5 separate regions of the Homo sapiens genome follow, and all the other regions are linked to region 5. The links are chromatin loops, found by intact Hi-C in ENCODE. Cell type or tissue: endothelial cell of umbilical vein. All regions are shown on one strand. Links, peaks and the distances in the headings refer to the core of each region. The heading gives the core; the rest is flanking DNA.

The links. A loop is a pair of places that touch in the nucleus more often than their neighbours do. Peaks named below come from ENCODE experiments on the same cell type or tissue, not always from the same donor. Only the 100,000 strongest peaks of a DNase experiment are listed, where the experiment ranks them.
Region 1: it touches region 5 in a loop (2.9-fold over the local background); 64 of 110 quality-filtered maps call a loop at or near these places.
Region 2: it touches region 5 in a loop (9-fold over the local background); 69 of 110 quality-filtered maps call a loop at or near these places.
Region 3: a loop joins it to region 5, with 4 times the contacts of the local background. A loop is called at or near these places in 3 of 110 quality-filtered maps.
Region 4: a loop joins it to region 5, with 7 times the contacts of the local background. A loop is called at or near these places in 60 of 110 quality-filtered maps.

The regions. Positions count from the first base shown.
Region 1 is chr4:102,607,233-102,611,821 of GRCh38, reverse strand. It overlaps NFKB1 (nuclear factor kappa B subunit 1), which reads right to left. Exons shown (of 24, transcript NM_003998.4): 18 at 4,503-4,589; 19 at 4,071-4,173; 20 at 1,123-1,247. The region is part of intron 1 of LOC105377347 (a long non-coding RNA gene); the gene reads left to right. Among named protein-coding and RNA genes, the nearest start is that of NFKB1-AS1, 110 kb to the right of the region's middle. In endothelial cell of umbilical vein, for the core only: a CTCF peak has its summit at 1,572 (motif pointing right); no DNase peak of the experiment used is centred there.
Region 2 is chr4:103,089,881-103,094,541 of GRCh38, reverse strand. It overlaps BDH2 (3-hydroxybutyrate dehydrogenase 2), which reads left to right. Exons shown (of 10, transcript NM_020139.4): 4 at 1,846-1,942; 5 at 3,257-3,365. Among named protein-coding and RNA genes, the nearest start is that of BDH2, 7.6 kb to the left of the region's middle. In endothelial cell of umbilical vein, for the core only: a CTCF peak has its summit at 2,704 (motif pointing right); a DNase peak (open chromatin) is centred at 2,721.
Region 3 is chr4:101,166,815-101,171,475 of GRCh38, reverse strand. All of the region lies in intron 2 of PPP3CA (protein phosphatase 3 catalytic subunit alpha), which reads left to right. Among named protein-coding and RNA genes, the nearest start is that of MIR8066, 72 kb to the left of the region's middle. In endothelial cell of umbilical vein, for the core only: a CTCF peak has its summit at 2,074 (motif pointing left); a DNase peak (open chromatin) is centred at 2,055.
Region 4 is chr4:102,622,942-102,627,602 of GRCh38, reverse strand. No RefSeq gene overlaps it. Among named protein-coding and RNA genes, the nearest start is that of NFKB1-AS1, 120 kb to the right of the region's middle. In endothelial cell of umbilical vein, for the core only: CTCF peaks have their summits at 1,819 and 3,750 (motif pointing left); no DNase peak of the experiment used is centred there.
Region 5 is chr4:102,429,636-102,434,296 of GRCh38, reverse strand. The region is part of intron 2 of NFKB1-AS1 (NFKB1 antisense RNA 1); the gene reads left to right. Among named protein-coding and RNA genes, the nearest start is that of NFKB1, 69 kb to the left of the region's middle. In endothelial cell of umbilical vein, for the core only: a CTCF peak has its summit at 2,715 (motif pointing left); DNase peaks (open chromatin) are centred at 2,746 and 3,416; H3K4me3 peaks cover 1,015 bases; H3K27ac peaks cover 1,199 bases.

The DNA of each region.
Region 1 (4,589 bases), core at 1-4,000, 180 kb before region 5:
AAACTCTGAGCTGGGTCAGAATACCCAACCAAACTGCAGAGAGTCAGAGCTATAGCCTTTTGGAAGGAACAGGCAGTCCAGGCCACCATGTCAATCATCTCCTGCTCAGAGACCTAAGGCTAGTGAAGAGCTTACTCAGAGCTGTGAAGCTGTCTCCCTTCTTCCATAGGAACAAGCTTATGAGAATGAATTGTATAAACTTGCTCAAATTGAGATGTCTAGATGTTCACAAGGCTTGGTGTTAACCCTCTGGCAATACTGACATTTTAACTGAGGGTCCAGAATTGTCTTAGGCTAAAAGAAAAATTATTCTGTAGCTGCCGAGGCATTTGTGGTGTTCTCTGCAGTCACTCTGTTGCTGGCTGACCTGGGTAAGGAGAGCGTGGGGTCACTGAGTGCATCATCTTTTTGTGTTCTGTGGCAAGGCCTTCTGGGGAAATGAGGTGCTAACATAAAGGGAGAACCATGCTAACGTCAGTGAGCTGGACACATACAGGCTGTGGGAGGCACATGAGCAGTTTTAGAAGTGGAGCAGCTCTCGTCTCTAGAAGAACTGATCTTGTCATGTTGGAGATCTTGCATGCTGCCCACCTCCTCCCTCTGGCTTTTCTTCCTGGGGCCAAATGACCTAGTAACTGCTTTATACCTTCAGATCTCAGCCCTGTGGAGTTTTGAGGAAGGCTTTAAATCTATTTACTCTGTTTATATTTATTGAAATTCTAAGAAGAATTCTTAGTTTATTTTTACATCCTGAAATCACTTACCTAAGTCCTAAGCAAACAGTAACATTTATCCTAGCTTCAGAAATTGAGATGGTCACAATTATGGTGTGAATTTGGAATGGGTAACTTTTATGTGAATTTTGTGTTTTTCTTCTAACCTTTTCTCACATCTCAACTCTGATCTGATTAGGCATACACTTTCGTACTCAGAACTCAGCTGACCTAGATCTTTCATGGATAGGGTTTTTCAAGATAAAAATGGTCTCTGACAAACAGACTTTCTTAAAAATAAAAGGCATGTTCTTTGGGGAATAAAGCACCAGGAAGACCATCTGTTCTTACATTCCTGAACCTCTGACTCCCTCAGGGGCAGCCATCAGACAGATGGAGCGGCACTCACCTGCCAGCTGGTGGCCATATCTAGAGGCGTGGTTCCAGGCACAACTCCTTCATCCTCTCCTGCATTTTCCCAAGAGTCATCCAGGTCATAGAGAGGCTCAAAGTTCTCCACCAGGGGATCTGCTCCTGCGAAGTTAGATTACACAGCATTAGGTAAACCCAGATCTTGTCAACTTCCAACTGCCTGCAAAGGTCAGATTCCCAAAGGCAAAGCAATGTAGCAGCTTGAGGCAATCTCCTGGATAATTTTTAAATCATAAAACATTTCTACTGGAATATCCAGAGAAATTATTTTAAAATTGTAATTTACTTTGATTGTTAAAGTGTCTTATGACACCTGAAATAGCCAAAGATACTATTGAAGAAAAAAAGACTTCAAATACTCTTTCACATTTAACTCTACAGGATATTTCTCAACTGAATAGTGCATCTTTAATCTTAGGGCTGATGGACAGCATGATTACAGCCACTAGGGTGCACCCTCAGGATTAGGGTCCTAACTGTTCAAATTTATGCATGACAATGTGTATTTCTCAGCCCCTTTTCTTGGACACTCAAAAGAGCAAAGATGCTTGATGTCTAGTGACAGCATGGCCAGTTTCATTGCTGGGTACAGCAATGCCAGGGTTCTGATCTTTAAATAAACAAACCTACTAGGATGTATAATTATTGAAATATTTTGGGAAATGTAGTCTGCTCTTTAGCATCCAGCAAAAACAAAAACAACAAACAAATAAACAAAACATCAAAGTAACTCAAAGACTAGAGCTAGAGTTACTTCTCAGAGGCTTAGATGATTTTTATGAGTGTTTAGCTTGATGTCTAATGATGCCATTTTTGAGGGAGGAACTTGTTTTTATCTTGCTGGGAGAACATCAGATGGGTCAATATCAATAATAGAGGAGTACTTAATGGGAAACAAAGAAGGATCTTCATGCTGTTTCTTGATTTTATTCTCCCAGTTCTGGCCTGATCTATGAGGCAATAAATGTAATCCATGGAGAAATTAAGATGAACAATTTACAGGACCAAAGTGTGGAGGGATGAGCTATCTCTTAACTGACGCTTTTTTTTTTTTTTTTTTTTTTTGAGATGGAGTCTTGCTCTGTTGCCCAGGCTGGAGTGCAATGGCGCAGTCTCAGCTCACTGCAACCTCAGCCTCCAGGGCTCAAGTTATTCTCCTTCCTTAGCCTTCTGAGTAGCTGGGATTACAGATGCATGCCACCACGCCCAGCTAAGTTTTGTATTTTTAGTAGAGATGGGGTTTCGTCATGTTGGCCAGGTGAGTCTCGAACTGCCAGTCTCAGGTGATCCACCCACCCTGGCCTCCCAAAGTGCTGGGATTACAGGTGTGAGCCACCACACTCGGACTTAACTGACCTTTTCCACGACATTAAGATTAGGACTTGGTTTTTCATCTGAGTTTCTTCATTTATATATCAGAGAAACTGTTACTTGCTTTTCCTTTCATGGGATTCTGAGAATTCAATATAAAGCATTTTTAAAAGGGTTATAGTTTCTTTCTTTTTCTTTTTTTTTTTTGAGACAGGGTCTTATTCTTATTCTATAGCTCAGGCTGGAGTGCAGTGGTGAAACTGTAGCTCACTGCACCCTTGAACTCACAGGCTCAAGTGATACTTCTACCTCGGCCTCCAAACTAGCTGCGACTATAGGCGCATGCCACCATGCCTGGCTACTTTTTAAATTTTTTAATGGAGATGAGGTCTTACAATGTTAACCTGGTTGGTCTCACACTCCTAGTGCAAGTGACCCTCCCACCTCAGCCTCTCAAAGTGCTGAGTTTACAGGTGTGAGCCATCACGTCTGGCTGGTTATAGCTTCTTGTTGGAAGGCATTTAATTAATCAGTGTCTTCTAAAACTATTAATACCCACTGCAATCAGAGTTTCTTGTTCAAGAAAAAGTTCTATTTAACAAAAGAGAAAAGAAAAATATGGTGTCCCAAAGAAAAAGTTCCTATGTCTTTTGCTTTGTTTTCTTGAATTTATGAAGCATTTACCTTTTAAGTTAAAAAAAAAAAAAGCCTCTAAAGTATATCAGATATGTCAGGGCAGGCTTCAGATGCCAATTTCATTACACATATTTTGAGGTTCTAAATATGCAAGGCACTGGAGATTCAAAGATCAGCATGGATAATTTTCTATACTTCACAGGACTAGAGAATTAAATGGAATAACATCTGCAAACCTATGAGCAAAATAGGAGAGAGAAACATAGTACAGAGAATAAAGTCTTGAAGTTCACACTGCCGAAGTGTGATTCATAGCTCTGTCACTTACTGGAACCCTGAAGTGGGATCTGGTAGTCTCTCTAGTCTGTTTCCTTGACTCTAAGATGGGGAATAATGGTATTTGTCACAAGGGGTGATTGGGCATTAAATGAGACTGTGCACATAAAGTGCATATCACAGTGCCTGGTACACAGAAAGGTCAATAAGTGCTAGCCATTTTTAGTGCCTTCCACATAATGGGTCTTAATACATGGCCCATTTTCTTTTTCCTACACTTCAATTTCTAAGAGATATTTCTTTCAAAATGAAGTCTTTAAATGATTTCTTATACCAATAATCTTTTTCTTCTGGGGCCTTCTGATATGATCTGAGACTAATACCACTCAGAATTCTATAAGGAATCAAACTCTACTTTGAAAAGACCCTTTGTCATGGGAGTCAATCTAAACAATCAAACCCCAAACAAACAGATGAATCAGAAAGTAAAAACTAAAATGACTATCAGGGTAAAGCCCAAGATTACTAGTCCAAACAGTGCCTTATGGCAGATAAAATGTGATTTGCCATATAATTTTTATTTACCCTTGTTTTTCAGCAGTAGGTCTGTGGCTTAAAGAAGGCAACATGACTGCTCTATTGAAGTTGGGTTTGCATTCCTGGTAACATTTTTCATTAATGACCGCCAGATCACCATCTTACCTGCTGCTTTGAGAAGAGCTGCCAGCCTGGTGGACCCTCTCCCAGCTGCTATATGCAGGGGTGTGGTTCCATCGTAGGTAGTACTGTCCACATGGGCATCACCCTACAATCCAGCCCACACAAGAAAGCGTTAGTGGAAGGTTCTTTTGCCCTTTTGTCCCCACCTCCCAGTGTGCATGGCTCCTTGGGTCCTATTACTAGCCCAATTGCTACTTTGGGCTGGCTCTGTCATTGAAGAAATCCCCAGTTAGAGATGCCAAGCAAGGGGGTTGGGGGAATGTCTAAAGGTGGTACTCTGAAGCCCTCCATAAATGTTAAACAAATAGAGCTGATTGTAAGGGAGAACAGCAGCTACTGACTTCCTTCTTTGAAAAGATTTCCTTAAATCTCCCTCAGAAATTTAATGCAAAAGCAAATAAGTGTGCCCTTCACCTCCAGGAGCAGGCAGCCTGCCAATGAGATGTTGTCGTGCTCCACAGCCAGGTGCAGTGCTGTGCGCCCGGACTTCTGCTCCTGAGC
Region 2 (4,661 bases), core at 493-4,492, 660 kb before region 5:
TGTTCAACATGATGTTTTCATATATGTTGTAAAATACCTTGTGAAATGATTATCACAGTCAAGCTAATTAACATATCCATTACCTCATTTAGTTACCTCTGTGTGTATGTATGTGTGTGCTAAGAATACCTAGGATCTACCCTCTTAGCAAATTTCAAGTATACAATACATTATTAATAACTATAGTCACTGTACTGTATATTAAGTCTTATAACTGCAAGAGTGTACCCTTTGACCAACGTCTCAATATTTTCATACTAAATCTTTAAAATTCATGTGTATTTTACACTTGCAGCACATTTCATTTCAGACTAGCTGCATTTCAGGTGCTCAGTAGCCACATGTGGCTGGAGACAGCTTAGCTCTAAAATCACACATCATCATGAGAAACCCTAAGAGAGTACCCAGATTATTAGGTGTGTACCACCACTTCTTCACCCCACTGAACCAAACTCCAACACCAAAGGATTTTAATTGCAGTTTACCCAAAGAAATCAGAACAGAGAACCTATATGAAAGGTAACCCTTACAGCAAAATAGAACAGGTTACATAATCAAACAGCAATTAGTTCCTTGAATTAGTTAATTGAATTGGAATATGTTGAATTATAATTCAAACAAGTCAAAGTAAAGCTGCTGCACTGGGGAAGCACAAAGATAAGGAAATGTTTCTGAAACAAAATTTCAAGTCTTCCCTTTCTTTATGAATCTTTTATTTCTATATTCCCCCAAAATAAACCATATACATATTATTTATAATATATTATAAATTATAAAATATAATACACATTATAGATAATTATATATTATATGTATTATACATATATTATTATATATTATACATATACATATTAATACATTGTATATATTATAAATTATATTACTATATATTATATGTATTATTCATATATTATTATATATTATATGTATACATATTAATACATTGTATATATTATAAATTATATTACTATATGTTATAATATATATTATGCACATTATAAATAATATGTGTATATATTTATAATGATGACTGCTGCTTTTGTTAGACACTGTTTGGAGTTTCTCAGCAACTAGTGCAGTGTGTATCTCTCAGGTGCCCGCCATGCCAGATCTCTCATGTCTAGCCTTCAAGGGTGTCATCCCTTCTTCTGACCCTCTCATTTCTTCTCCTTGCAGTTTAGTCCAGAAATACATGTATTTGACTGGATACCCTTGACTAACAGAGTCATTTCTAATAAATAATGGAAATGACATAAAGGGGAAGCTCACAAATAGAAACAGTCTCTTATTCCAGAACACTTGCTCTTCTCCACCCCTCACTCAGACAAAATTCTGATTACTGTATAGGTACCAGCAACCCAGTCTCTGGCAGGGGAAGGATAGGGGAAGGACATCTTGAATATATGCAATTTTTATTTCTCAATTATACCTCAAAGAAGAGAAAATTAAGAGAAAAGCTGCAAAGAGGAGAAAATTAATGTTTGAAGTTTGTAAGAACTTCAAATGAGCCCATTTTCAGTTATTACTGCTGGCTTACTGAGAAACATCTAATGTACACCAGTCATTCTTTACTATAAAGCCATTGCTCAGAAAGGACCCTTATTATTCAACTTGGAAAATGGACAGAGAGGAAGGAAGAGGGACGGATGGGTTATTGGAGGAGTCAAGATGGACTTTAAGTTTACTAATGAGACTCTGAAGATTCTTAAGACCCTAGTAAGAAGGTCAGCAATCTATGAAGCCTAGCTGGATAGATGTTGCAATCTTCACACTTCACACTTCAAAACAGCTAAACCTTCAAGGCTAAACATTTTTAGGAATAGTGCCTCTTGTTTTATTTTTCAGGTATTCAAACTCGTGTCCTTGATGTCACAAAGAAGAAACAAATTGATCAGTTTGCCAATGAAGTTGAGAGACTTGATGTTCTCTTTAATGTTGCTGGGTAATTCATAACTTTTTAGTTTCACTTTCCTTACAGAAAGTTTTCTATGACTTTCATTCAAAGAATTTTCATAATGTGGCAAAATCATTCATTGTGAACCATGACATATTCCTTGGGAAATATGGCTAGATTTTACACAGCATTTTCATTACACATAAAATTCAGCAGGTAAGACAGCCTTAGAGTTTGACATGATCTGGGGCAAATGAGGTCTACTCAAGACAGATGGTACTGATACAAAGCTGTATTATGTGTTACAATGTATGGAAGTTAAATTAAAGCAATAATTTCTGATCATCTATTTTATAAATAGTCTTCCATCCTCATGTAAGAATACACCCAGAAACATGAAACAAATAGTTAGCAAAGTTAGTTTCTGAGCATCTATTAAATTTTCAGCCATGTAGGGGATGTAGAAATAATCATGTGGTTCCTGCTGTCATGAAACTGACATTCTGACTGAAATAGCAGAGCTTTGGTACATGGAAGTCACAGCCAACAATATTTTATAATGAATTACATAATTTGGGTCCAGAGGACCAAATCAGTAAGGGTTCCAGTGTTTTGGAAGCTTCCCTCAGAAAACGTAACTTGAAAAATAGTGAAAGCTACTTTACGGGTTTGTTTTGTTCTGCCTTAACGTCTCTCTTACAACAAACTAACATCTCTCAGTATGTTAGAACACTAGCAGTATCACTTTGCTGCTCTGAGATGTTCAGACACTTGTTTTCCTTGCAATTTTGATTTCCCTTGAGAATTCTAAATCTGTGCCACCTGAGGGCACTGTTGCTCTTGAAATAGGAATCACATAGGCAAATAGGGCAGATGTTTTTTCTCTCTCTCTTTTTTTTTTCTGAAACAGGGTTTGTCTTGGTTCCCCAGGCTAGAGGGCAGTGGAATGATCATAGCTCACTGCATCCTAAAACTCCTGGGCTCAAGTGGTCCTCTTGCCTCAGCCTTCAAAGTAGCTGAGGCTGCAGGTGTGTGCTACCATGCCTAGCCCTGTTCGCCTTTATTTGTTGTTTGTTTTTAATGGCATTGATGTTTCCAGCACAATTAATATAAAGCTTCTTATGTTCGGTGACCATACTTTTGTTTGGAAAACAAGGATCTTGTTTTCAGATGACATTTCTAGCTTAAGTTGTTGGGATTCTTACTAATATAATATACTAAGTGATACTATGAATTGTTTAAAGTCTTGATAAGGGAAAGAGACAGTGGTCTAAGTCACTAAGTGACAATAAAAATAATCAGCAGATGGAATAGAAAAATTTTAATGGCAGTTATTCTTCCATTGTTTAATCACTCTTCTAGTTTTGTCCATCATGGAACTGTCCTGGATTGTGAGGAGAAAGACTGGGACTTCTCGATGAATCTCAATGTGCGCAGCATGTACCTGATGATCAAGGCATTCCTTCCTAAAGTAAGACCACCACCACCACCACCAGGATAAGCACCACATTAGGTCTCTGTACTGGGCACACAGAAGGGATTCCCACATGTGCTGAAGAGTGATAATAACTAACACAATGATTAACTTGCATTGAACATTTATATCAAGGCATTTCACATAAATTAATCTATTTAACCTTCCAGCTCATCCACTCAAGGAATATTTATTAAGCACTTTCCACATGCCAGGCTCCATTCTAGGCACAGAAGACACATAAGTGAACTAAACAAAGTGCCTTCTATAAGGCAGGTTCCATTATTGGGGGTGAGATGGGACAATTAGTAATCAAATAGACATAGAATATGTGGCGTGGTTTTAAATATAATGAAGAGAAAGAAGCTAGGATATCAATGCGGCCCCTCTGGACTCCACCGCAAAGGTGAAACTGGCATAGCAGTCCAAGAAGTGAGACAGCTGATCATTCAGGTACCTTGGGAGATGATTCCAGGCAGAGGTAACAGCAGGGAGGCACACGAGACTGGAATGATCGTATGAGGTAGATACTATTATCTCATCCATTGTTCAGAAGATGAAACTGAGAGTTCAGACAACTTGCTCAAGGTCACCCAACTAGCACATGGTTAGAACCAAGATTTGAAGCCTGGACGTTGAGCCCCTTCGTGAATTTCAGTCTAGGCTCACACTCTCAAGAGGGATGTACCCCATTGCTTTTCTCTGCCCTGAAGCTTCTCCCTTCGCTCTTGTTTTGATCTGAACCACAGTGGTACTGGGCAGGTGAGAGACAGTGTGTGCTCAAGACAGCATTCCTCCTTGAATTCTCAAGCCTTCACACAACGCATCAATGTTTAAAATTTTATTTTATAAACTAGCATTAAGTACCTCTTGGTATAAATCACTATATAAAGTGTTCTAGGGGAGTATAAACATGAGCAGCGTACATCCCTGATTTCAAATGAGCTTATAAACCAGTAGTAGCAGACAGTGCAGGCTGAGACAATGAAAGGGGTTGACTGGGTACAGAGCCAGCTCAACTCAAGGTTGTAAATTGAACCTAGTGAAATGCAGAAGAACAACTTTTCCCTTCCATCCCAGCTGGATTTGATGTCCTGTCCATGTCTGGGCAGGAGAAGAGCTTTGTTAATGGCACAGCAGGGCTGATATTCTACTCTGAATATTCAACCTAATGTTAAGAAGGTTCCAGATGAACATTAACAGGAAAATTAGAGAAACTGACTTAGTAATGAAGGGACTTTGAAAAATCTACTTGTTTAGTGCTTAGAAGGGATTTTTGGGTGGGTCCACAGA
Region 3 (4,661 bases), core at 450-4,449, 1.3 Mb after region 5:
TAAGATTTAGCTATTATTATTTTTATTACTATTGTCATGTAGCGGAACTTCACAGGCAAGTTCTCTTTTAACCATAGTATTTACCTAAGCTGTCAACCTTCTTTGAAGGGTTTTTTTTTTTTTTTGAAAGAATTGTTCATAAACGAGTATGCATCAGAACCAACTATGGAGCTTTAAAGAATATACATGTTTAGCTCCTATTGTGGGAGATTGTTATTCAGTAAGTCTGAATTGAGCTCTGCTTTTCAGAAGCTCCACAGATGACCCCGATTCACACACCAAGGTAAAAACGGATGGCTTTCAAATGACACAGAAAGGAGATTTCACACATGGCAGGGAAGGAATGTAAACTACTGACAACCACCCAAAGGACTTTTCTCTGTGTACCTTGGGTGAGTATTGATAGCTACTTGGAAAAATGTGATAGTAAGTAAAACAGTAAATATTTAAGTATTCCTGTAGATGCTAGTTAATTCCTTTTTAAATGGGATTGAATTTTAGTACTTTAAAAAATACCAAAATGATTATTTGCCCAAATAAGTTTGACTAGACTAGAATGCGAGCTCCTTGAAGGCAGGGATTTGTGTCAGTTTCACAGATATATTGGTAAATGTATCAGTAAATAAGAGTGCTCAATAAATAAGAGTTTAAATAAATTGAATGAATTTTGAAAGCTTAAGATATTTGGGGAACAGATAAGAATGATTAATTATAGGCTGGGCAAGAATTTTTGAGTGAAGGTAGATGAAACGTGATTATTCTGTTACTTTTCTTAGTAAAATCCAAGTATAGGTATATCTAAGAAAAGTGCAGACATGTAGAGAAGAGATGCTAGGTGTGAGGTTGACCCAAGCATGGTGAACATTTTTTGGCAAATATGAAGGCAGTCTCCTGTTGTTATTTTTTTTTTTCACCTCTCACCCTACTTCCATGATATTCTTTCCCAGCCCTTAACTCCTTTCCAGTTAGTTAAATTCCATTTATTTATTTGTAGTAACATGCAAAATGTTTATTGCTTTTGCTTTTTAAATTCTGACTGATGCTCTCTGTTATGTAGTTAACTGTGGCTTTAGAATTACCAGGAAAAATTATAGCCTTGAGGGTCCAGGAGATTAAAGCCTAACATCTCAGGTACTTTGCAGTATATTCTGCCATTGGATCTCTATGGGAGATTTTCAACAAGAGTCAGGAGGAGTTTTTTTTTTCTTTTCTATGTAGTTTTATATAATTGTGGGAAAAAATGTCTTGATGCTCTAAATTACAGACTTTTGTGTTACTTGTTCTAAGGCCACTTTTCTTTTGTTATTTCAATTGGTAAGCCAAGAATCTTAAATTATTATCTGGGAGTAATTTAAGTCACTTTTGTATCTTGTGTTACAGCTGTTAATTGGACCACGTTTAAGATCAGCAAATGCTAGCAAATAAATACTGTATTTTATATGGAAAACTATAGAAATAGGGGAAATTTCCATAATTGTTAGCAGAGCCAAAAAACTTGGGCCTTGCCTGATAATTAGCTGCCTAAATTCAAAATATACTGCATGACACTTACTGTAAAATGAACAGTCTTTTCAGAATCAAAACTGACTCCCCAAATTTAAGAGGATAAAAATCACCAACATGTCTTAAAAGCATGGTTTGTAAATTATTTCTGAGTCAGCATTTTTTGAAGCCTCTTCTTACAGATTTCTCTAAGGTTGCAAAGTCATCACATAAGAGTCAGCAGTAAAAAAAAAAAGGCATTTACTTCTTCTGGTATATAACATTTGCATGCTCTACTTGCCTTTTAGCAGCTTATAATCAGATGCTGAAAACATATTCACCTATAGAACTGGGTAAAAATCAAACCCATAGGTAGGCATTTAATAACTGTCTCTTTCTTTAGGCCTGTTTCAGTTTATGTTGATCTCAAAGGATATTTAGCATATATGTGCCATTACCGTGATTGCTTTTCAGCTTTAGGATAAAAGTCAGAGTCTGACTGATGCTCCCCAGGGTTGCCACAGGTGGTTGGGCATGTCTGCACTACACGTCTCATGACATGGTAGCCTGGTAAATAGCGCCCTCTGGAGTACTGTAGGACATAGCCAGAGTGGTCATTTGTAGTAGCCTTGGGCATGCACACCATTCATTCTTGTCTTTGCTGCTGACTGAGCATCTTCTCTACGCACTGTGCTAAATCCATGTAGAAGGTAAAAGTGATGAATTTCACTTACGAGCTTTATTAGAATTTAGGTAATATATTCACTTTCCTAAATTGCCTATACATGATTACCATACTAGGCACTCAGTTTGATCTTCAGTGAACAGGCAAGGCTGGTTGTTGACCTTTGTATGTAGGTATAATTGCTTAACTGCTTATCTGTAGTTCCTGTTTGCAATTAATTGCCCTTGTGCAAAAGTGAGCGTCTCAATTTCCTGTTTGCATTTGTGACTGAAGTCTATGAAGTAGCTTTATTATTGTTTCATTCAGTACATATTATTGATCATCCAGCAAATAGGTATAAAGGGGAAGATAGAATTATAAAGAATTATAATTCTTATATCATTGCTTTAGAAGGCTAAGATGGTGGATTTAGCACATGTATCATCATATGTGTAAGCAGATACAAAAGACTGGTGTAAATTTCTGATATAATAAGAGGTCTTACTTGCTAGACATGTGGATAGTATGGCATAGCTCCTAAAAACTAATTTTTAAGGAGACGTATATATGGTCTTAATAGATATTATTCAGTTCAGTACCTGAACCTTTTTGCCATCAGCCAATTTTTAGTCTTTCTTTCATTGGACCTCCTGAGAAGTTGACACTCCCTCTTTCTTTCAATACTTTCTTCCCTTGGTTATCAGGATACCATGCTCACCTGCTTTTTCCTTAGTTTGTGGTCCTTTTTACTTAGTCTCCTTGGAGGTTCTTCTCCCTCTTAGAGTGTCCCACAATTTAGTCCTTAGACTTCCCTCCTCTATCTACATTCACTGCCTTTGGATATTTTCCCTATTGTCTTGTTCTAAAAATTGTCTTTTGTGAGATGATTCCTAAATATTCTCATCTTTAGCCCGGTCCTTTCCTCTGTCCAGTCTCATATTTCTAGTTATCTACTTTTCTCCATTTGCCTGTGTGAGACACACCTCAAATTTAAACATTTCCAAAGCCACACTTCTGACCTTCCTTCATAAATCTGTTCTTCCTACTTTGCCTTCCATCTTATTACACACAACTATATTCTTGACATCTCCTTTCTATTTTTTCTCCATCCTGTACACAGTCTGTCTGAAAGTTCTTTTAGCTCTGTCTTTAAACTATGCCTGGAATTTGATCACTTCTCCATTCCCTGTCTGCACTAGCCCTTCCACTACCTTGGCTGGATTATTGCAGTGGCCTCTATCTAAAGTGTTCTCTGGCTTCCCTCTGCCCCCATTCTCAACCCAGTGGTCAGTGTGATGCTGGTAAAACAGAAGTACCACCATACAGCCCTTCTGCTCACATCCCTCTAGGAGCTTCCTTTCCCACTAGAGAGGTCAAGAGGATAAGTGCTTTACCTCAACTCCAAGGCCTTTCTGATCCTTTGCCTGTTCTGCCTTTATGTCTTTCTGATTTCAACTCCTACTCCTGCTACCCTTGTTCATTCACCTCAGCCCCTCTGGCTTCCCTTCTCTTTCTCACACATGTTCTGTAGTTTGTGTCCTTTCCAGCCAGCCAGCCTGTCACCCACATAATTATACCAGCCCTGACCTTCTGTGTCTGTGTTTAGAAGTCACCTCCTAAGGGAGACCGTCTCTGACCACCCTGTGTGATAGCTGTGTCCCCCAACCCTCACCACTTCCCAGGTGCTTGTTATCACCCCTAGATTATAATCTCCATTGCACTTATCATTCATTGATACACTTTGTAGCTCAGTTTTTTTTATTTATTAGTTATCTTTCTGCCTCTTTAGAGTGTACACTGAAGGAGGGGAGAGATGTTTAACTCTTTTTTTCATTGCCCTATTCCCAGTGTCTAAAACAATACATCACATATATTAAGCTCTTGGTAAATACTTGTACACATATTCGGTAACGATTTAAATGTTGACTAAGCTCCTCTTTGATGCTTTTTTACTAAAGCTGTCTAGGTGAAGAAAACTGTCTGGTAACCATGTGGCTGGGATTTACTCAAAAAACAAACACAAAAGTCACCATGCATCTCAGTATGCATCCAGAAGCAATTTGTTCTTAAGGTGCCTTAACCAAGAGCCTCTATAGTGATGTCAGGAATCATCATCCCTATTGCTGTCTAAAGATTATCTCCCCTAATAATGGGCATTTACAGAGCCTAGAGAGTTATTTCTCTTACAGAAATGTAATTTTGTATTTGTCTCACCACTTCCTTCTATTAATGATGCCAACATGTTTAGTTAAGAGAATGGAATTTGGAGTTTAACTTGAGGCAAATCATTTCTCACCTGTCTTTCTTCTGAATTCAGATCAAAATGCTAAATTGCACGTATAATTAAAGGAGGGACAAGAAAGACTAAGAAAATGGCTGTGTGCTGTTGTTTCAGTTTTGAATATTGTCTCATTGCTTTCTAATAATTTAGCTCTTGTTAATATCAACAAAGTAAATAAATCATAATGTTTTGGCTTGAACCCAAAGTAGCTTTCAAATGTATTAATATACCCTA
Region 4 (4,661 bases), core at 229-4,228, 190 kb before region 5:
CTTACTTGTGTTTCAGTCCCAGATCCACCAGTAGCAGGCTGTTCTTCATTGGATACAGGCTACTGAGTCTTTCTGTGCCTTAGTTTCTTTAAACATGGGAACAATAACAACAGTATCTGCTTCATAGGTTAATTGTGAGGTATAAAGGAGATAATGCACAGATTATTGATAGCACATGATAACTATCCACCAAATGTGAGCTATTACAATCATCATTGCCTCTGTGTGAAGCCATCAGAAGAAATCTAGGGAGGTGGGCAGAACTGAACGTGTGCAGGCATTGGGTGGTGGCTGTGAACAGCATCAGACAGGAGAGCTGGAGGTGTCGGGGGCAGCAGTGAGCCTGGGAGAGGAGCAGGTAGGACCTGGATCCCCCCGCACCCTGCCTTGTCATCCTGAAGATTTAGGTCATATTTGACCAGCAGGTCATGGTCTAGACTGTGTTTTAAAAAGTTGAATTACATGCTAACATTTAAAAAGGGAAAGATTCCATGTAAAATATCGATGTATCTATCGCTGATCTTGTAATGGTATTTTTTAAAGCCCTTATTTGTTTAGCCCACTTATAGTCAGGCATTCTCATTTTATCATTAAAAGCATCCTCGTGGATAAAGACATGGGTCTTTGAGGTCAAACATATCTGGGCCTTGGAGAGGGCAGTGTGGGCACCTGGGTGTCCTGTTGGGAGATGCGTCACCTACTTCCTTGTGCTGGGATGCTGCAGTGGCAGTGGTGCCTCTAGTGAGGAAGGCTGTTGGGGACATAATTTGCTGAAGTGGGCTGGGAGCGGTGACTCACGCCTGTAATCCCTGCACTTTGGGAGGCCGAGGCGGGTGGATCATCAGGTCAGGAGATCGAGACCATCCTGGCTAACAGGGTGAAACCTCGTCTCTACTAAAAATACAAAAAATTAGCCGTGCGTGGTGGCGGGCTCCTGTAGTCCCAGCTACTCGGGAGGCTGAGGCAGGAGAATGGCGTGAACCCGGGAGGCGGAGCTTGCAATGAGCCGAGATGGCGCCACTGCACTCCAGCCTGGGCGACAGAGCGAGACTCCATCTCAAAAAAAAAAAAAAAATTGCCAAAGTGGGTGAAGGAAGGGCCCCTGCTCTTTTACAATGAGCTCTCAAGCCAAAGTGGGTGACTGGCATGCTTCCCTACCCATATTTTTGGTATTGGAATGAAAAGATTTTTAACTAGTCAACTTACAAACATGAATGAAATTTTGCCTTGTCAAAGATCCAAATTGTGTGTGCATGCACGTGCGTGTGTAAGTGTGAAGACTGCATGTGGTGCAAGGGCTATGGGCTCATGCTCTGATACTGAACCTCCCGGTACTGGCCTTGGACCAATCACTTAACCTCTAAGCCTCAGTTTCCTTATCTTGAAGTTGAGATTAATGGTAATAACTATCTCACAGTGTTCCTGTGAGGATTAAATAAAATAAAGATATAAATGTAGTAAATGCAATAAATGTTGGTTTATCAATATCATCCCTCAAAGGATAAGGCTGGTGGTGGCTGAAGTGTTCAGGCCTAAGAATCTTTGATTCCGCTTGCTAAAAGGAAAGAGCAACTTAAGCCTTCTGTACTGAGGGAAAATAATCAACAGGCTTCATGAACTGAGTTGAAGGAGAAAAATCCAGGCAGAAAGCTGAAGAAATTTCTAATTCCTTTTTTTTGGTAAGGTTTTTCCAATTTTACAGAAGCAATAAAATAAAATAAAATAAAATAAAATAAAATAAAATAAAATAAAATAAAATAAAATTGAGTAGCAATAGGCAAGCCAGCTGTTGGATGATTGTGCAAAGTTCTGCTTCTTCCAGCAGAGGCCTCTTGTGCTCAGGAAATGAGGCTAGTGGTGTGCAGAAGGGACTGCCCTGGGCCAGGGTGCTGGCTTCCTGGAGGCTTCCCCAGAGTACAGGGCATTTGCTGCCTTCAGCGAGGCGAGGGGAGCCTAAGGAAACACTTGCAGGGCTGCTCCCCAAACCCCTCACCTTCTGGGCTTCAGGGAGTTGGATGCCAGTGCCCCAGAGGAATGCATGAATGTGAAAGTACCTTAAAGAAGGAAATAAAGAGAAAGAAAAGAAGGGAGGGATGAAGGGGGAAAGAGGTGGGAGAAAGAGAAAAAGAGAAAGAGAAAAAGAAAGAGAAAGAGAAGAGTTGAGAGAAAGAGACTAGGAGAGAAAGAGAAAGGAAAAAGGAAGGGAGAGAAGAAGAATGAGAGAGAAAAGGAAAGAAATGGTGAGAGAGAAAGAGAAAGGAAGAGAGAGAGAAAAGAGAGAAAGAGAAAGCGGAGGGGAGAGAGAAAAGTAGAAGGGAGAGAAAGGAAGACAATGAGAAAAGGAGAGAAAGGAAAGGAGAGAGAAGAGATAGACACAGGGAGAGAGAAAGGGAGAAAGAGGAAGGAGGGAGGTGAGGAGGAAGGGTGGAAGGAGAAAGAAGGAACCCAAAGGGCGTCTCTGTTTGCTGAGCTCTGGTTTCTTCCATGGATCCAGGGCTAATAAAGGCTGAGCACCAGCATAGCTGGATCACAAGGTTCAGATCCACAGAGCAAATTTGTCTACTTTCTGCCTGTCTTTTGGTTACAGACAGGTCCCAGACTTAACAATGGTTTGACTTACGATTTTATGACTTTTTGACTTTATGATGGGTTTATCAAGGTATTAAGTGCACTTTTGACTTATAATGGGTTTATCAGGACATAACCCCATTGTAAGTGGAGAAGCATGTGTATTTCATTTCCATCCACTGTTGCTACCTTGGCAAAAGTGTGGCATATAAATGCTTTTTAATTCAAATTTACTTACTATGGATCTATGAAAACTTGGTACCAAGCCTCCTGAATAGATGATTGACAGAGGAGAAGTCAGATGAGCTATTTAAAGGCTTAGTAACAAAACAATCAGGAAAGGGCCAAAACTGTGAGCTATGGGCGTGATTTGGGGAAAGGAATTACATTCTGCTGGTGGAGGGACCAAAATCGTCCTTGGCCCACACGCTGTGTGCATATGTTGCTCATCATTCAAGATGTGCATTTGGCTAGGCAGTAAAGGAAGGCGGGGCCAAATGGTGGCTTTGACCTTCCCAGATCAAAACTGGGATGGAGAAGAATGCTAAGGACTGCTTGCATCAATCAGGCCTGAGAGGTTTGCTCATCTGTGAGCATATATGCACTTCCTGAGCATATATGGTCTCCATATACTGGGGAGGTAAAATTCCCCCTGCTACTGTGGTCGCTGGCAGCAGTGGTGGAGGGGCAGGAGCTTCAGGACCTAAAGGAAGAGAACAAGAATGTTGCTTTTTGGCAGCCCTGCTCCTGTAGCAGGACCTGTCTGTGGGATTACGATGGGTCTTTACGGGGATGTCATTTCTGATCCCTTTGGCCTCCCTAGGCCAGGCTTTGCTTCAGCTGGGAGGCAGGATTCTGCATTAATGTGGGTGGCCCATGGATAGCTTTTTGGGGGTCCTGGCTTGAATTGTTGAGGGAAGGTGAAGGGACACAAAGAAGTGGCAGAAAGAAGCAAGTGGTGGAGAAAAAAAGCTTCTGAGGGCCCCAAAGCAAAAGGAGTGGGGCTGGAAGGAGTGGGTAGGAGGAAGAAAGTCAGCATGGACTCAAGGCCTCTTCCTGGGCCTGTTCTTGGGGACCGGTGCCAAGCATCATGTGTGCTGGAGCTGAGTTCATTTGTTGAGGGAATGCTGGCTTCCTGCTGTTTGGCCACCCTTGGATAATACTTCAGAGCCCCCTGTTGGCAAGCTTCTTCCCTTTCCTGGGCATGACCCACCCCTTTGAAACAGTTGTGTGTTCCGTGACGCACTGCTGCAGCGTGAAGCCAAGGAGCACAGTATGGGGATTGAAGACTGAGTCCCGGCCCAGCCTTTGCTCTTTACATTAGACCAGGGGCCTTCCAGCACATCAGCAACTCTGTCCTGTGGACAATGGCAGGAATTCAAACCCCTCCCTGTTCACCTCTCAGGCTGCTATGACAGTCAGTACTTGAAAATATTTTCTAAATGAAAACATTTACATTTAAAGTTTTTTATTTTGCGAATTTTTTTCAAAATTACAGAAAAAAATTATTTCAAAAGACTTTTGAACATTTGCATTTGAATAAGGTGATAAAAAGGGATGCTGGAAATGTAAAAAAAAAAAAAACCCACGACATGAAGTTTTTCATTCAATTTTTTAAAGCCAAAAAATAAGTTGTGCATTATTGCTTTAGGAAAAGGAAAAAGGGAACTGCGAAACAGTTTTGAAATGAAGAAAATATCGATCTCTTTTCGCCAGGGAACAGACCTAGTAACCTGGTTGTCTGCTACTGGGCATCGACTTACAGCCTTCCCTGATCTGATGTGTCCCCAACATAGTCCTCAGGGTTCCATCTCACTATCTTCATCACCAGCTCTGCTTCCTGGATCCCAAGAAGGAATCCTGGGAGAAAAGTTTTCAAGAATTTGTTTCATCTGCTATCCTTCTGGCCTGAAGAGAATATTATTTCCACAAGAACCAATTTCTGCTCCTTTCCAATTTATCTGAGAAAATGGGAGCCAAGGTCTTTCCAGCTTTCTGCAGAACACAACTAAGATAAACTTGCTTGTCCCTTTCTTTTGGGTAGGATCTTAAAGGGCCAGGGCCTCTTGAACGCTAACTGTGGTGTCTACAAG
Region 5 (4,661 bases), core at 271-4,270:
TTCAGCTTTCATCATTGAGTGTATTATTTGCAGGTTTGACATTTATGGTCTTCATTGTGTTGAGGTACTTTCTTTCTCTGCCTAATTTGTTGATAGCTTTTATGATGAAATGATGTCGTGTTTTGTGAAATACTTTTTCTGCATTTATTGAGATGATTATATGATTATATGATTTTTATCCTTCATTCTGTTAATGTGGTGTATTACACTGATTGATTTACATATGTTGAACCATCTTTGCATGCCAGGGATAAATCCCACTTGATTGTGGTATGTGATCATTTTAATGTCCTGTTGAATTCAGTTTGCTAGTATTATTTGTGTTGAGGATTTTTGCATCTATATTAATCAGGGATATTGGCCTGTAATTTTTTAAAATAATTTCTTTGTCTGGCTTCAGTACAGGGTAATGTTGGTCTCATAAAATAATTTTGGAAGTGTTTCCTTCTCTTAAATTTTTAAAAGAGTTTGAGAAGAATTGGCATTAATTATTCTTTAAATGTTTGGCAGATTTTACCAGTGAAGCCATCAGGTACTGGGCTTTTCTTTGGTGGGACATTTTTTTTTTTTTATCAGTAATTCAATTTTCTTACTTGGTATTGGTCTGTTCAGAGTTTCTATTTCTTCCTAATTCTGTCTTGGTAAGTTTTATATTAAAAAGAATTTATCCATTTCTTCTAGGTTATCCAATTCGGTGTATAATTTTTCATAGTGGCCTCATCACCTTTCGCCTTTCTGTGGTATTAATTGTAATGCCTCCTTTTTCACTTGTAATTTTATTTGAGTATTCTCTTTTTCTCTTGGTTAGTCTGGCTAAAGGTTTGTCAAATTTGTTTAACTTTTCAAAAAACATTTAGTTTGTTGATCTTTTCTATTGTTATTCTAGTCTCTATTTCATTTATTTCTGCTCTAATCTTTATTATTTCCTTTCTTCTACTACCTTTGGGTTTGGTTTATTCTTTTTTTTTCTAGTTCCTCAAGGTATTCTTTTCTATACCTTGAGGTATAAAGTTCGACTGTTTATCTGAGAACTTTCCTTTTTCTTAATGTTGGCATTTGTCACTATAAACTTCTCTCTTAGAACTGCTTTTGCTGCATCTGATAAGTTTTGGTATGTTGTGTTGCCATTTTTGTTTGTCTCAAGTTATTTTTTAAAATTTCTTCTTTGACCCTTTGGTTGTTCAGGAGTGTTGTTCAATTTGGGGGTGAAGTTTTGGTCACCATCTGTATGGGAGTGGGTGGGAACATGCAGCCTGGTCCTCCCTCTTCTTCTTGGAGGACTCGAGTACTTGAGCTCAGCCATTTACCCCTCCACCCATTATGACAGGCCCCTTTTCAAACAATTTAGCCCACTTGCCTCATGTACCTTCCCAAAGTCCTGATTTTCTGCATATGTGTGAGGAGAGGGTTATTGGTGAAGATCACTTCTACATATTTTTAGTTCCAAAGCACAAAAAGGCTATTTCCTTGCCACCTTCCACCCCCAATGCTATCTCAAAGGTAATCAAATTCTATCAAGACTCAAGGTTTCCAAGCTCAAGTTTTTTCTTGTGAGGAATTAGAATCATTCCAGGGAAAGGACATGGTTTAATTTTCTCCCAGTGAGTACTCAAAAATCAAGGGGATAGTTAAATATTTTTACATATTAATTATAAAAACTATCAGGAAACTAGTTCTGATGGAACTAATGTAATTCTGTTTCTATCAAGCAATCTATAGTTATTCCTTTTTATTTAGTTAAGTCTCATTTAAATATGCTAGCTCTGTTGTAGTTTTGCTTATTGGTGTTAAAGGCAGGGTCTCTGTCCAAAAATGGGCTAGGATATTAAAGGTAAATGAGCATTCCTTTACTTCTTGTCTCAAACCTACCTAGTAGAGGCAGATGTCAGAAGCAAGAGCCCAAAGGAGAAATTAATACATTAACTAGAGTTGGGGCTTCATGCTCCTGCTAACGTTTTTTGTGTGCCTGGTGATCCTTTGACAGTTTTGGAAGATCTGGATTTTGTTTATATTAAGGAAAAGACAAATTTCTATACAAAAAGCCATGGCTCTGTTGGATGCTGATATATCATGTAGCACTTGCTGTTTCCAACTAGGAAAACCTCCTGAACAATGCATCTTGGATTTGTATTTCAGGATGGCATAGAGTATTTCTTTCTGATTGCCAGGATAAATTAGGAAGAGCCCTTAGCCTCAGAAGCAGGATAAAAGGGAGATAGAATGAAAGTCATAGCCCTCCCCTGCCAATATTTCTTCTTTAGCCATTGAAGACAGTACATAAATGAACCTAAGCTGACTCGTTGCCTAAATTTCTCATTGTTTTTTCTGCCTCTAAGTCTTTACTTAGTAAAATTTTGTTAATTAGTAATTATATAGAATCAATACAGTTGGATCCTACTGTGCTAATCACAGGACTTTAGTAGAAGAAGAAAAAATTGGTGAGATTCTTTTGCCTAGGTTGGGCATGCTAATAAAGGAAGCAAGTAGTTATTTTAATATTTTGCTTCTATTTGAGAAATAAATGATGATTAAAAGCATACTTTTTAATGCAATCAGTCTATGTTACAAAGCATATTATTTTAAAAACTGTAGTAATTTTTTTTACTTTTCAACAAAGTTATACCATAAAAAATAGATACTGCCTTTGAACATGAATAAACAATTTTAAAGGGAAATATACTGCCATCTAGTGTCTAACTTTCAGAATATCTGAATTACTGTATTTAGAAATATTTACAACACCGGTAGTACCACATGGTGGCACTATAGACATGTACATTAAAGGGACAACGCCAAATTTATGGGCTATCTGTTTTATCTTGGTCCATAAGTGTTTGTTAAATGTGGCAAATACATTATTTTCCTTTTTAGGTTAGCACTTTATATTTTCTAAGAAAACCTTACATATTTTTGGTACTGCTCTTTTTTTTTTTTTTTTTTTTTTTTGAGGCGGAATCTCTCTCGCCCAGGCTGGAGTGCAGTGGCGCGATCTCAGCTCACTGCAAGCTCCGCCTCCCGGGTTCACGCCATTCTCCCGCCTCAGCCTCCCTCAGCGTCCGGAGTAGCTAGGACTACAGGCGCCCGCTACCACGCCCGGCTAATTTTTTTGTAGTTTTAGTAGAGACGGGGTTTCACCGTGTTAGCCAGGATGGTCTCCATCTCCTGACCTCGTGATCCGCCCGCCTCGGCCTCCCAAAGCGTTGGGATTACAGGAGTGAGCCACCGCGCCCGGCCGGTACTGCTCTTTAAATTTTCATAAGTCAGAAAAAACTCGAATACCTTTATATTTAATTCCTGGTTTGTGAAGTTTTAGGGCTTTAAATACTTTAAACTATATTGTCCTTTCACCTCTTTCCCCCCCTTATTCGGATAACTATAACCGAAACCAGCTTCAACACGGAGAAAAAGGTTTAAAACATTTGCACAAATACTAAATGCAAATATGCAACACATTTCCCACATAATCTAAAAGAAAAAAGAAAAACAACTCAGATGAGACTATCTTATAACAGGGCTCTTTGTATTTAGAAAGTGTGGTGGTGGTGGGGACAACTTCTGTTTTAAGTGCTAAATCCAGTGGGAAAAATTTGCCTCCTCACAAGAACATTTGCCTGAGATGCTGATTCATTACAAAGGGACACAGAGCTTTGGGTTCAGAAAATAAAGAATGCTTCATATGGAAAATTTTGTAATTTATTATGTGAGCATGCTTCAGGTTTCACTTTGCTTTTGGTATCATCAAATGTTGTAGTAGTAACTGTACGAAATGAAATTCATTCTATTTACTCTAATAAGCAGATTCTTGAAGAAACTGCTCTCATAAGCTAAGGTTCCTTATGATTCTGCAAGGAAGAGAAGACTAAAGCAAATCACTGTCTGAAAACATAACAGCTGGCTAAAGTAAGCATTGAACAACACTAAGCACTTCAAAACATCAAGTAAAATTTTGGCATTTAGTATCACATAATGTATATGATCTATATAATATAATATAATATATACATACATAATATCTAGTATAGTGTTTGCAGTTTTGTAAGTCTAATGTATTACAAGAAGCTTAAGATGTAATTATAATGATTTTTATCTAAACACAATTGCTAGTGAAATAGGAAGACTAATTGCCAAAATACTTATTTGGTGTATTCTCTCATCAGTGGTTATCAAGATTTTAAAAACTTATGAGAAATGAGTTCCAAGAGCTTAATCCAGAGTAATACAAGTTTACTTGTTTTGCTTAGCTTTCTTTATCATCCTCTTTGGCTTCTATTCCAAATCTTCATCATTTCCTCAACATTTAACTGCCAATGTTCTCAGTAAACCACCTTGTTAATCTGCTTTTTTTTCTTTTTTTTTTTTTTTTTTGAGATGGAGTCTCGCTGTGTCGCCAGGCTGCAGTGCAGTGACGCGATCTTGGCTAACTGCAACCTCCGCCTTCCGGGTTCAAGCGATTCTCCTGCCTCAGGCTCCCAAAAACCACCTTGTTTCTTACTTGAGAAAGTTACAGTCATCCATCAATTGTCCACCCTGCCCAGCACTTACTAATATATAGACACTTTCTTAACTCCTTTCCACATATTTGGAGGATGATGTGTCCTTCTAGCACAAAGCCAAGCCCTCTCCTGGAGCCCTTGATTCCATTTCTTTCCTCCCCATCTCCA